3 separate regions of the Homo sapiens genome follow, and regions 1 and 2 are each linked to region 3. A link is an interaction called in ENCODE POLR2A ChIA-PET data of the cell type or tissue named here. Cell type or tissue: GM12878. All regions are shown on one strand. Each heading gives the region's core, and the rest is flanking DNA. Links, peaks and the distances in the headings are about the cores only. Region 1 overlaps P4HA1 (prolyl 4-hydroxylase subunit alpha 1). Region 2 overlaps MCU (mitochondrial calcium uniporter). Region 3 holds the start of P4HA1 (prolyl 4-hydroxylase subunit alpha 1).

What was found. ChIA-PET counts read pairs that join two places held together with the same protein. Peaks named below come from ENCODE experiments on the same cell type or tissue, not always from the same donor. Only the 100,000 strongest peaks of a DNase experiment are listed, where the experiment ranks them.
Region 1: POLR2A ChIA-PET joins it to region 3 with 13 read pairs; 12 of 35 experiments call an interaction of 5 or more read pairs at or near these places.
Region 2: POLR2A ChIA-PET joins it to region 3 with 10 read pairs; 2 of 35 experiments call an interaction of 5 or more read pairs at or near these places.

The regions. Positions count from the first base shown.
Region 1 is chr10:73,040,442-73,045,345 of GRCh38, forward strand. P4HA1 (prolyl 4-hydroxylase subunit alpha 1) reads right to left here. Exons shown (of 15, transcript NM_001017962.3): 9 at 4,540-4,610. Among named protein-coding and RNA genes, the nearest start is that of P4HA1, 54 kb to the right of the region's middle. In GM12878, for the core only: no CTCF peak of the experiment used is centred there; no DNase peak of the experiment used is centred there.
Region 2 is chr10:72,753,886-72,756,385 of GRCh38, forward strand. All of the region lies in intron 1 of MCU (mitochondrial calcium uniporter), which reads left to right. It overlaps LOC124902450 (a long non-coding RNA gene), which reads left to right. Exons shown (of 2, transcript XR_007062189.1): 1 at 1-2,500. Among named protein-coding and RNA genes, the nearest start is that of MIR4676, 34 kb to the left of the region's middle. In GM12878, for the core only: no CTCF peak of the experiment used is centred there; no DNase peak of the experiment used is centred there.
Region 3 is chr10:73,094,454-73,099,357 of GRCh38, forward strand. P4HA1 (prolyl 4-hydroxylase subunit alpha 1) reads right to left here and starts at 2,413. Exons shown (of 15, transcript NM_001017962.3): 1 at 2,313-2,413. RefSeq lists enhancers at 1,794-2,549, 2,794-2,863 and a silencer at 2,434-2,763. In GM12878, for the core only: a CTCF peak has its summit at 2,413 (motif pointing right); a DNase peak (open chromatin) is centred at 2,518; H3K4me3 peaks cover 1,864 bases; H3K27ac peaks cover 2,143 bases.

The DNA.
Region 1 (4,904 bases), core at 1,229-3,728, 54 kb before region 3:
AAACAAACAGTCTTCCAAAACATCGAATTCATGAATTTTTTTTTTTTTTTTTTTGAGATGGATCTCTCTCTGTCGCCAGGCTGGAGTGCAGTGGCATGATCTCGGCTCACTGCAATCTCTACCTCCCGGGTTCAAGCCATTCTCCTGCCTCAGCCTCCCGAGTAGCTGGGATTACAGGCGCGCCACCACACCCAGCTAATTTTTGTATTTTTAGTAGAGATGGGGTTTTACCATGTTTGTGAGGATGGTCTTGATCTCCTGACCTTGTGATCCACCCACCTTGGCCTCCCAAAGTGCTGGGATTACAGGCGTGAGCCACCACTCCTGGCCGTAATTTTGTTTTATATGCTTCCTAGAAGCATGCAAATCTAGAGGATTTAGCTATTTACAAACTTTATGACAAAAAATGTGTAAAACCATGCAATAATCTGATAAAATCTGTTAACAGTTTAATTTTTATTTTTTTTAAAGAAGGGGTTTTTTGTAGATATGAATTAGGTTCTGTAATAGAATGGAAAATTAGCTTAATGTAAAAATCGGGTTAATTGCAATGTTCAGAAGCACTGTAAATCATATCTCAAAACATGTCTATGCAAATTAGTTTCTGCAAATCCTTACTATCTATTAGTGTTCCTTAAGGATAATTGCTCCTGTGATTAAAATGAAAATCATATTATGGCAAATTTAAATTTTCTTCATGTCTTCTAATGGGGTTCAGGACACTCAACCCCAAAATATGGCACTGTAGCATTTGAGCAGAAGCAGGTCTCTCTGACCTTCTCCCACTCTTTTCCCCTTAAGCAGGCTATAAAAGAATTGTCTAGGCCAGGCACGGGCTCATGCTTGTAATCCCAGCACTTTGGGAGGCCGAGGCAGGCGGGTCACGAGGTCAGGAGATCGAGACCATCCTGGCTAACACGGTGAAACCCATCTCTACTAAAAATACAAAAAATTAGCCGGGCAGCAGCGGGCGCCTGTAGTCCCAGGTACTCAGGAGGCTGAGGCAGAAGAATGGCATGAACCCAGGAGGCGGAGCTTGCAGTGAGCCAAGATTGCGCCACTGCACTCCAGCCTGGGGGCGACAGAGCAAGACTCCATCCCCCCCCCAAAAAAAAAAAAAAAGAATTCTCTGACCTTCCTCTAAAGTAGTATAAGACTTTCAATCCAGAAGTATCCTCTCTCTACCTGGAAGAAATGAACATCCTTATCCTGAGACACAGAGATACCAAGAGGTATGTGAACAAACAGGCTTTGCTAAGTTTCCCCCAGTTTATTACCATTAGATCATATCCCCTTTGTTCATCATACTTCTGTATGACTATCCACTCATCAAACCTAGCATAAAAATACACAGGTTTCCCTGTTTCTTTGGGTTCTCATTTTTTTCTATTTCTTTTCTCTTTTTTTTTTTGAGACAGGATCTTACTCTGTCACCCTGGCTGGAGTGCAGTGGCATGCTCATGGCTCACTGTGGCTCTCTGTAGCCTCAACCTCCTCAGGCTCAGGTGATCCTCCCACCTCAGCCTCCCAAGTAACTGGGTCTACAGGTACATGCCACCACACCTGGCTAATTTTTTTTGTATTTTTTGTAGAGTTGGGGTTTTAACATGTTGCTCAGGCTGCGGTCTTCATTTCTAAAGGCTTCTTGTCAAGTAAATTTTGTATTAAATAAATTTGTATGATTTTCTCTTGTTAATCTGTCTTTTGTTATAGGGGTCTCAGCTATGAAGCTAGTGATAGGCAAGAAAAAAAATTTTTCTCTCTTACTGGGGCAAAAGGGCAGGTGGTGTTATACAGCAGAGACAAGAAACCAAGACGTGTATAGTAACGTTTAAGGTTAATATATAAAAGGCATATGGTCCTGCCCAAAAAAGAAAAAGGAAATGCTGAATCAACACATTCGGTCCAGCCTAATCTTTTTCTTTTTGAAGACAGCAGTAATCTTCAAAATTTCTCTGAGTACCTCCTAAAATGCCTGTTAAAATCTATGTTTGCCTTTGCATAAATTTTTTAGTTGACAACTAAATTTTTTCATAATTTAGTTTCGAATGATTGAATTGTCATATTGAAAACGTTGGTAATTTCTAAAAAATGATTACTTTAAATGTATCCACTGGAATCTAAATACCATAATGATTTGATATCCACCATCATCCACTTAAAATATGTGAACAAAATATTTTTTAATACTTGGACATTTTACATCTTTTTTTTTTTTCTTGATGTTATAGTTTCATTCCATTCTTATCCTAGAACAGTTAATTCTCAACAGGGGTGGAGTCACTAGAGGTAGTGGTGGGGATTTTACCTATCAGGGGACATTTGACAATGTCTGGAGACATTTTTGATTGTCACAACTTAAGGAAGGGTGCTACTGGCATCCAGTGAACCACAGATGCTATTAAACATCCTACAAAGCTGAAGATAGCCCCCAAGAACAAGAATTATCTGACTCAAAATGTCAATAGTGCTATTGATAAGGTTAAGAAACCTTGTCCTACAGTGACACATTTTTATGCCTGAAAATCTTTTATTTATCACATTATACTTATCTATATTAAAAATATTTATACAATTAACAAAAATATGAATTTCCTAAAACAAAAAGCCTGTGTTAAAGACCTATAAAAAGGCTGTGTTAAAGATAGTATCTTCTGGATTGTTACTATAATTATTATTCACATTTGTTAATCTAAATAACATGACTAAACAATCATTATCAAGTATAAACAAGTGAAAATGTATTAAGATGTTCCTAATGAGATGGATGGGGCTTATGTTTGTTATATTTCATTAGTTATTGTGTCTGTGGATAAATATTCTACTTGTTAGAATAAAAATTCAGCACAAAGATATTTCTATTTTCATGAGAGCCGAGAAACCTTCACAAGTAGATGGAAAAGGAGTTCTATTGTAATACTGTCACCCAATTCTGTGAGCTCTAAGTTACACAGTGAGCTCTTTTTAAAAAACATTTTAGTGATCAATCAACTAATAACCTAATAAGATTATCTTTAAACACTGTTAAAAGCAAGGAACTTGCAAAGGCTTTGTTATAAAGGCACTTACTTACGCAATACCTGCAGCTACTAGGTGACCCTGAGATTTTTAAACCCCTGCTTTACTGCAGAGTCCAAAAGAGGCCTTGTTTAATGAAGGGAATTTGGGAACTTCTCTTAGTTCAATATGAGAACACATTTCACTTATCAAAGTTTGGGGAGCCTCAACAGACATTATGTAAGTTAATGTTACTTTGGAAAACCCCTATTAACTGCCCCATAACCATGTTTATTAGTCCGTCATGAAAACTCCAGCACAGATATTATCAAACATCTATGCCTAACCACCTAGGTCTTAGAAACTATATCATGAGTTTTCAGAAAATTAGATTCCCAAGAAAGAAATGGTCCAAATATGACTAAAGTTCTCTCCATTACTCCCTTACCTCTTAGATACTCTGTACTGTGCTGTGGTCAATTTTCCAGTCTCAGGGTCATGTACTGTAGCTCGGCTCAGCTACAAAAAAAGAGAAAGGACAAGGACTTACTCCAGTAGCAGGCAATTTTGGGCTTTTTGTTTGTTTTGTTTTGCCAAGCCACAGGTGATTGGAAGGGTTCAGATTGGTCTGGATGGTGGGTAATGGTCTCGAATCCACAAAAACATTTAGAAAAGTGGCAGTAAGAACAGCCACTTCCAAATCAAGAGAAAATGAGTTGACAGATTTTTGTTGTAGATTTATTGTCCTTTCACTTTTTTTAAACAAAAAATCATTTGAAGCTGTATGTAAATGATTTATAGCACTGGGTTTCACAGAAACTTTCTCAGATCTAGAAGTTATTTAAATATTTTGAAAAAAAATAGTAGACTCCTTAAATTCATTTTTCAAACCTCTCACTGAGATAAAACTGTTTTTAAATCTCTCTGGCAAAGTAAAAGGCAACTAAGTTTACAACTAATTTTTGGAAGACAGAGCTCAGAAGCGTAACTCTGTTCTTCCTACTGCCAACTTTTGAGTCAGCGAATTTTTTTAAATAAAAAACTCAAACAGGAGGAATACAGATTACTACATAATGACAATGTTATTTTACAAGATGTATGAACAAATGCCAACGTAATCACCATGAAGGAGGATATGAATCACCGCAGCATTTATGAATATGAGAAAACTGCATAGGTGAAGACTACTACTCCCAGATTCAGGAGGCTGCTGCTTTATTTCCCCCTTTGGCAACAAAAGGGAAAAAGAAAACAAGTATCAGGCCACTTCCTGGATATTTGACACCTGATCTGAAGAAAGATAAAAAGCATATTAATTCCCTAAAAATAACATACCAATTAAAGGTTAAAAACAGAACTTCTAGTGAAGGAGAAAGACCTGTGAAACACAAAGCAGTTTATCCATGCGTTATCCTGTTTATATACAGGGTGGTGACTTGAGCTGGTGACTGAAAATGACCCACTTTCCTTAAATGAATAATTCCTGTAAGATGTATAAAACACTCATTAGAGGGCAAAATATGCAGCATACACATCTCTTACCTTTTGCTAATTCTGTAATGTACCGTCTCCAAGTCTCCTGTTATTGGGTTTGAAATGGTGGCTCGCCTCAGCTGTGAAGCCAACCATCAAAATAGTTGCATTACAAAACAAAAAACTGAATCACATTTACCCAACCAGTCAGAATTCCAGGGTTTTTACAAAGGAGGCTAAAAAGAGAAAATAACTCCATACACTTCCAGTCACCTTGTGCTGAGCCTTGAAAGCCAGTTAGTTTTTTAGGTTTTTGGGGTTTTTTTTTTTTCTTCAATTTTTTGTTTTGCATAGATGGAGGACATACAAACAAAAGAGATTGGAAATTAAATTTCTTTCAATGGTGAAAGGACATGACAGTAAGAAAAAGAGAC
Region 2 (2,500 bases), core at 1-2,500, 340 kb before region 3:
AAACAAAAAAACAAAACACACACACACACAAACCCACACTATGAAGTAAGTACTGTTTTCAGCCATATTTCCCAGATGAGGAAACTGAGGTTTAGAGTGATTAAGTAACTTACCCTAGATTATATTGCAAGTAGCAATTGTTATATGGTAAGTAGCAGAGTAGGCAGAGCCACCACTAGCTATGAGAGACTTCTGTTTGAATTAGGAAAGTTACCCCCTGTGGTGAACCAATGAGGAAGCCAAACTTCCTCTGGCCTGGCACACCACCCGAAGCAGTAACTTGGGGACCTGTGCTTAGATGCCACTTATTTCAGCATCTGTGAGCTGAACATGGGCAGAATTTCAGCCTTATTTTGCTTCCTTGATGCCTTTGTACTGTGCACAAACTGAGCCACCCTTACCCAAAGGTCTTAAAGCCCAGATTTCAATCCAGGTCTATTTGAGTCCGGAGCTTATATTCTGTTTAATAGCATGCTGCCAATTAATGGCAAAGTTAAGACTTCAGCCAGATTTTCTGATCATCAGTATTTTCCTCCTTCTATTATGTATCATGCAGGTTGGTTGAATTACAGATGACACTGGAGGCGGGGCATGCTGACTCACACCTGTAATCTCAGCACTTTGGGAGGCTAAGGCAGGGGGATTACTTGAGCCCAGGAGTTTGAGATGAACCTGGGCAACATAGACCCTGTCTTTACAAAGAATTAAAAAATTAGCCAGGCATGTTGGCACACACCTGTGGTCCCAGCACTTTGGGAGGCAGAGACAGGGTTTCACCATGTTGATCAGGATGGTCTTGAAGTCCTGACCTCAGGTCATCCACCTGTCTTAGCCTCCCAAACTGCTGGGATTACAGGCATGAGCAGCCCAGGAGGTTGAGGTGGCAGTGAGCCATGAGTGCATCACTGCACTCCAGCCTGGGCTTAGCTAGACACTGCCTCAAAAACAACAACAACAAAAAGCCCAACAAATGACACTCAAGTCCCATACTGCCCAGTTTGCAGACATTTTTTGCAGATGATGTTAAAGATTTCTTAGCACTTCTACAGAGTTATAACCTCACATATTTCATAACAAACTGTGTTTTTATGTGGCTCAAGATTTGTATTGAATTCCTGGTATCACTACCTAGTTAGCTGTGTGACCTTGATCAAGTTAGGAAGGGAATATAATAAGTATAGTGGTTAAAAGCATGGACTGTAGTCTCAGACTACCTGGGGTCAAATTCTAGCTATTTCTTACTAGATATGTGAACCTGAGATTTTTTTTTTTTTTTTTTTTGAGGCAGAGATTTGCTCTTGTTGCCTGGGCTAGAGTGCAATGGTATGATCTCAGTCACTGCAACCTCTGCCTCCCGGGTTCAAGCAATTCTCCTGCCTCAGCCACCCAAGGAGCTGGGATTACAGGCATGCACCACCATGCCCAGCTAGTTTTGTATTTTTAGTAGAGACGGGGTTTCAGCATGTGGATCAGGATGGTCTTGAAGTCCTGACCTCAGGTGACCCACCCGCCTTGGCCTCCCAAAGTGCTGGGATTACAGGCATGAGCCACCCCACCTGGCCAGCTTGGGCAATTTACTTTATGTCTTTAAGCCTGGTGTGTAATGTTGATGGTAGAGTGGGGAACAATTATACCTATCCAATGAGTTGTGAGTACTATATGAGTTAAATACATGAAGCATTTAGAATAGTGCCTTGCGCATAAATATAGTAAATACATTAAGTACTATTTAAGTGCTAACTGTTGTTATTGTTATTAATATTAGATCACTATGAGTTTGCACTTGTAGCCTGTAATTCAAAGCAATTTGAACGGCGGAAGCATAAATAGATAAATGATCATCTAAATATGGCATCTCTTCAACCCTTGTTGTTGTTGTTGTTTTTGCCAGATAAGAGTTTTCAAAGGTTGTGCCAGAGTACTTGCTTTAGGGATATTAGCCCAATTGAAACCATTTTTTTTTTTTTTTCATTGAGACAGAGTCTCTCTCTCTGTTACCCAGGCTTAGAGTGCAGTGATATGATCATAGCTCACTGCAGCCTCAATCTCCCAGGGTCAAGCAGTCCTCCCACCTCCGCCTCCTGAGTAGCTGGGACTACCGGTGTGCACCACCATACCCAGCTAATTGTTTTCTTTTACATGTTTTGTAGAGACAAGGTCTCGCTTTGTTGCCCAAGTGGGTCTCGAACTCCTGGTCTCAAGTGGATCCACCCACCTCAGCTTCCAAAGTGCTGGGATTACAGGTGTGAACCACCACACCTGGCTAATTTTTTGTGTTTTTATTAGATACAGGGTTTTGCTGTGTTGCCCAGGCTGGTCTTGAACTCGTGAGCTCAAGCAATCTTCCTGCCTCAGCCTCCAAAAGTACTGTATTACAGGTGTGAGCCCGGCCAAAATCAGTTTTTAAAAGAGGTTTACATGGCCGTATGGTATTCTCTTTCTTTTTTGGAAACAATACTATTTGTACCATGTTGTGTTATCAATCTATGTTTGGATTGTT
Region 3 (4,904 bases), core at 1,221-3,720:
ACATAGGACCACACCTTTCATCAGATTCTCAAAGGATTTCATGACCTTAAAATAGTTTGAGAACCACTATTATGTATCTCACAGGTCAATTCAAGAGCAATAATTATATCCTAGTTGATAACTGGTTGCTAAGTAAAATAAAGCATTCCTTCCACAGAAAGGAAGGCTCACAAGCTTTATGGCTGTCCCAGCTCTTGCTGCATCTCTGGAATAAATGCCGTTTGAACTTAATTGCCCTACTGAAAAACACTGCTTTTCAGTATACAACTTATTCTGCACTAATAGAAAAGGTTAACAGCTCCTTGCCAAAAAGCCAAGATTCATCTGCAACAACCCAGACTACAAGGCAATATAAAACTTTTTTTCAATAGTCTTTTGCACTAATTTTTTTGGCATAATTAAAAGTTGTACACATTTTTCAACTGTTTTACCATCTAAGTTACCAAAACACAAAATGGCCAATGTAATTATCCGCCTACCAAAGTCCTGATTTTCAGTACTTCAAAATAAAACTCATTTCAAAATGTCAATAAAAACAGCACTACCCATTTAAAAGAGACAGAAATAGTCCTTTTCCTAGTTAGTCTATGTAAATCTAAGAAACATTTGTCATCAGCTATCAAAAACAATGGCAGGACTTAAGGCACAATGTCCCAAAACCAAAACTGACTATGAATTTTATTAAAGGTAAGTGATAAAGTCTCTTTTCCCACATAAAGAAAAAAGTAAAATTTGAAGTTCACATTTCAGATTCTTAAATTACGCTCACAAGCTAAAAAAAAAAAAAAAAAAAAAAAAAAATCACGGGGTGTGTATTCACATTTCACATGAAGACAAAATATAGTTGAGGTTGTTCACTTTCAGCTTCTTGAATATATCGTCTTAGGATACCGATTTTCTCCATAGAAACTTGATTCTAAAAATCCCTTTAAAATGTTTTTTAAATTAACTTCCAACGTTCCTGCTATGCAGACTGAATTCTTCATCTGATTATTTTAGGAAAAGACTAGCCTCATTCATAAGCTACGTCTAAACCTAAAAGGGGAAATACGTTTCTAACCAGAACTTTAAAAAAAAAAAAAAAAAAGAGTAAAAAATTGATGAAAGAACGCTGCTGCCACGTCTTTGCCCCTCCCCCCTTCACGTAGTGGCTATTTCATCCCCTCCGAGTGCATTCCAAGCGAAAGTCCGAGAACCACTGCTCTCGGAGAAACCAGAAACAGTTAAGTGGAAATTGGCAAGTCTCTTTGGCCTTTTAGATCAATTCCTAAAAGAGGATCTAGCTGCTTCTTCAACCCTTTCTTAAAGAAAACAGTGCAAAATTCCAAGAGTCTTCACTCTATCCGGAACGCGTAAGATGTTAGTGTCTAAACATTGAATTTGTATGTAACAGAGTCGATTATTTAGGAGAAAGAGTCTCACAGTTATCATACCATCCTTCCTCCCCATTGAAACATACATCCGGGGGCCAGCCATGTAATCCAACTCAAAATCCTCACACAACCATGGAATTTGTTGGACTGATGTGGACTTTTAAAAGCTGCAAATTCTCGGCAGAGAGAGACAGAGAGACAGAGATTGAGAGAAGAGCTCTTGTCTCTTTTTAAAAAAAGTTATGGGGAAGAAGAGGGAAGGAAGCTTCCCTGACGACGAGGTGACCTGAGAGCCTACTTCCTCGGCGCTACGAGCAGAAAGCTCGGCGCCCCGGGCTACGTCTGGCAGCTAATGCTGCACCGCTGCGCGCAACAGATGAGTTCAGCCGGAACTTTCTGGGGAGGTCCCCCCAGCTCCCGGCGACTTTCGATAGGGCAAAAATGCCTGGCGCGCTGCGGATCCAGCTCCAAGCCTTAAAATCCGCTCTCCACCGCCACATGCGAACCATCTGCGGCTGTGGCGGCCAAAAGCCCACGCCCCGCGCTTGCGTTCCCCTTAGCCTCGTTAGGGAGGACCAGGTGCAGGGGAACTTGGAAAAAAAAAAAAGCAACAGAGTGATTCCTCCCCGGGAAGGAAAATTCAAGAAAGTCCTGGTCCCTAGGGCGGGGACTGAGGCTGCAGCAGCCCCAGCGGTCCGAGGCGCACTAGGGACAGAGGTGGGAAGGGGGGCACGAAGGAGCGCGGGCGCCGGGAGTCGCGTGGCGCAGGGAGAGGGGCCGAGTCTCCCGAGGGGAAGGAACCGAGGCTGCTGTGGTAACCTGGGGAACCCCCGCCCCAGAAGTACCACCACAGCGGGAAGGAATGGATCGCCGCAGCCGTCCGAGAAGGTCCACGGCTGCCCAGTGGCCTCAGTCTCCGGGATCGAGGGAGCGTCTCACCTGGAAAGTGGGACGAGAGGGCGGCGCGCTCTTCAGCCCCCAGTCGCCTCCACTCGGAGCGGCTACTTCCTACCCTCAGCCCGCTGGCGGCGCGACTGGGCAGCAGAGGGAGCCCGTTAGCCCTTTTATAACCTCTAGGCCGCGATGGCAGCGCCAGGGAGGAGGCGACTGCAGCCCTCGCTACGTGAGCTCGATCACACCAGCGCCCCGGCGACTGCGCAGGCGCCAAGCCCGTGCCTCCCTGCTGCCCCCACCCGTGGCCGGCCCGTGGAGTCTGAGGCCGAGAGGAGTGGCTGGGACCGGCCGCCGTGGTGTGGGTAAGCGGGAGTGGGATGTAACGCGCCTGCGCAGGGTTCTCGCCCCGCCACCGTTACCGTGGTTACCACGGGGTTTCCCCCGCTCCTGTTCAGTTTGCCTCCTTGATTTCAGGGTCCGCGTCAGGCCTAAGCGACGAGGCCGCCGGCAATAAAGTATCTTAAAAATGAGAAGAGGAACGTGGGAGTGTAGAAAATAAAGCAGAATTTTTCTAGGGTGGAAAATAATAGAGATTCAGTCTTGGTATCTCAGCTGTCTTGTTCCTCTCACATCTCAGCACTCATTTTATACTAATCGTGCTCTATCTCCTACCTTTATACCTTATCAGTAGATAATAGACTAAGAGCTCCAGGGTCAGGTTATCTCAATTCAAATCCTGCCTCAATCCTGTGTGTAACACTAGGCATTAACAACCTCTCCGTATCCGTTTACTCATCTGTAAAATAGAAATGACGGTACTACCCATCTTGTAAGATTCTTGTGAGAATAAAATGAGATAATGTATGTAAAGCACTTAACACATGCCTCACACACAGAAATGACTTAGTAAATATTAGATTCTCCAGTAACATTAATTTATATAAGGCACCCAATGTTGCGTTTGATCTTAGTCTAACATTTGCCTTAGTTATAAAGTAACCCCAAACCAAGGGTTTCTTTATATCTCCCTGTACTATGAGGGAGAATACAATGAAGAAGATAATTTTTTCCTTGTCAGTTAAAGAGAAAAATGAGTTGCTAAGACTTGTTATTCATTAAGAATTGTGGTTTCTAAAGTTTTCCATGTATGCTAAAAAGTATAGCAATAATTAACATTTGACTTACGCAGGAGGTGAGTGATTATATAGCTACAGAAAGAGAGAGAGGGTACTCTGGGAGCACTAGGCAACTAAAAAGTAGATATAATGATGTCTAAATCAATGGTTCTGAAAGCGTAGTCAGGGAATCCATAAGGTCAAAATTATTTTCATACTAAGACTTTATTTTCATACTAAGACTTACTGCCTTTTTCACTCTAATAACAATACAGTGAGGTCTTCCAGAGACTACATGCCTGTGATACAGATGGAACGCAGACACAGATATGAGAATCTTCTATTAGCCCAGACACTGAAGAGATTTGCAGAAATGTAAAATAATGCCACTCTTCTCACTAAATTATTTTGCTTTGGAAAATAGTTATTTTTCATTAAAAATATGTTATTAGGCCAAATGAAGTGGCTCACACCTGTAATCCCAGCACTTTGGGAGGCCGAGGCGGGAAGATCACCTGAGCCCAGGAGTTCGAAATCAGCCTGGGCAACATGGCCAGACCCTCTCTCAAAAAAAAAGTTATTTATGTTATGTTAACATGTAACAGGTTTATTATTGTTGTTTTAAATGAATAAATATTTTATATGTTTGTTTTAATTCCTAATATAGTAAATGTTGATAAATATGATCCACATAAAAGCTTTTTGGAGTCCTCAATACTTTTTAGGAGTATAAAGTAATTATAAGACCAAAGAGGCAGGGCGTGCGGTGGCTCACACCTGTAATCCCTGCACTTTGCGAGGCCAAGGCAGACGGATCACAAGGTCAGGAGATCAAGACCATCCTGGCCAACATGGTGAAACCCTGTCTCTACTAAAAATGCAAAAATTAGCTGGGCATGGTGGCAAACACCTGTAATCCCAGCTACTCAGGAGGCGGAGGCATGAGAATCATTTGGACCCAGGAGGCAGAGGTTGCAGTGAGCTGAGATCACACCATTGCACTCCAGCCTGGGGACAGAGTCAGACTCCATCTCAAAAAAAAAAAAAAAAACTTCCTCAAATGGAGCTGTAATCAACATATTCACTAGCCCTACATAGAGCTGACTCTGAAAGTTGACAGTTTACTCAGTAATTAAAATGGCCGTAGACTCTGAAGCAGATTTACTGTGAAGCTAAGGAGGCTTCAGCTTCAGGTGCCCTCATTTACACTAGCCCTTTCCAAGTCCCTGGAAGGGTCCCTAGTAATATGTTCACACTGTCCTATGCTTCTGTAAAATTTATAAAAGTAATGTATTTTAAACTGCAATCTTTAGTCCTTAGTGACTTCCCTCCACCATGTTTCCCTTTGTCTAGTGTTGGAGTGGCAAGCAAACATTTTTGAAATTTAGCTAAAGGGAAGTTGAGTTAGGAATACATTTGGTTTGAATTTACTGGGATATATTTTTATAACCCACAGTCACTTCCATGTGTAGTTAAGATATTGCCAGCTGTCCCAGTGGCTTCCAAGAATACTCCAATTGCC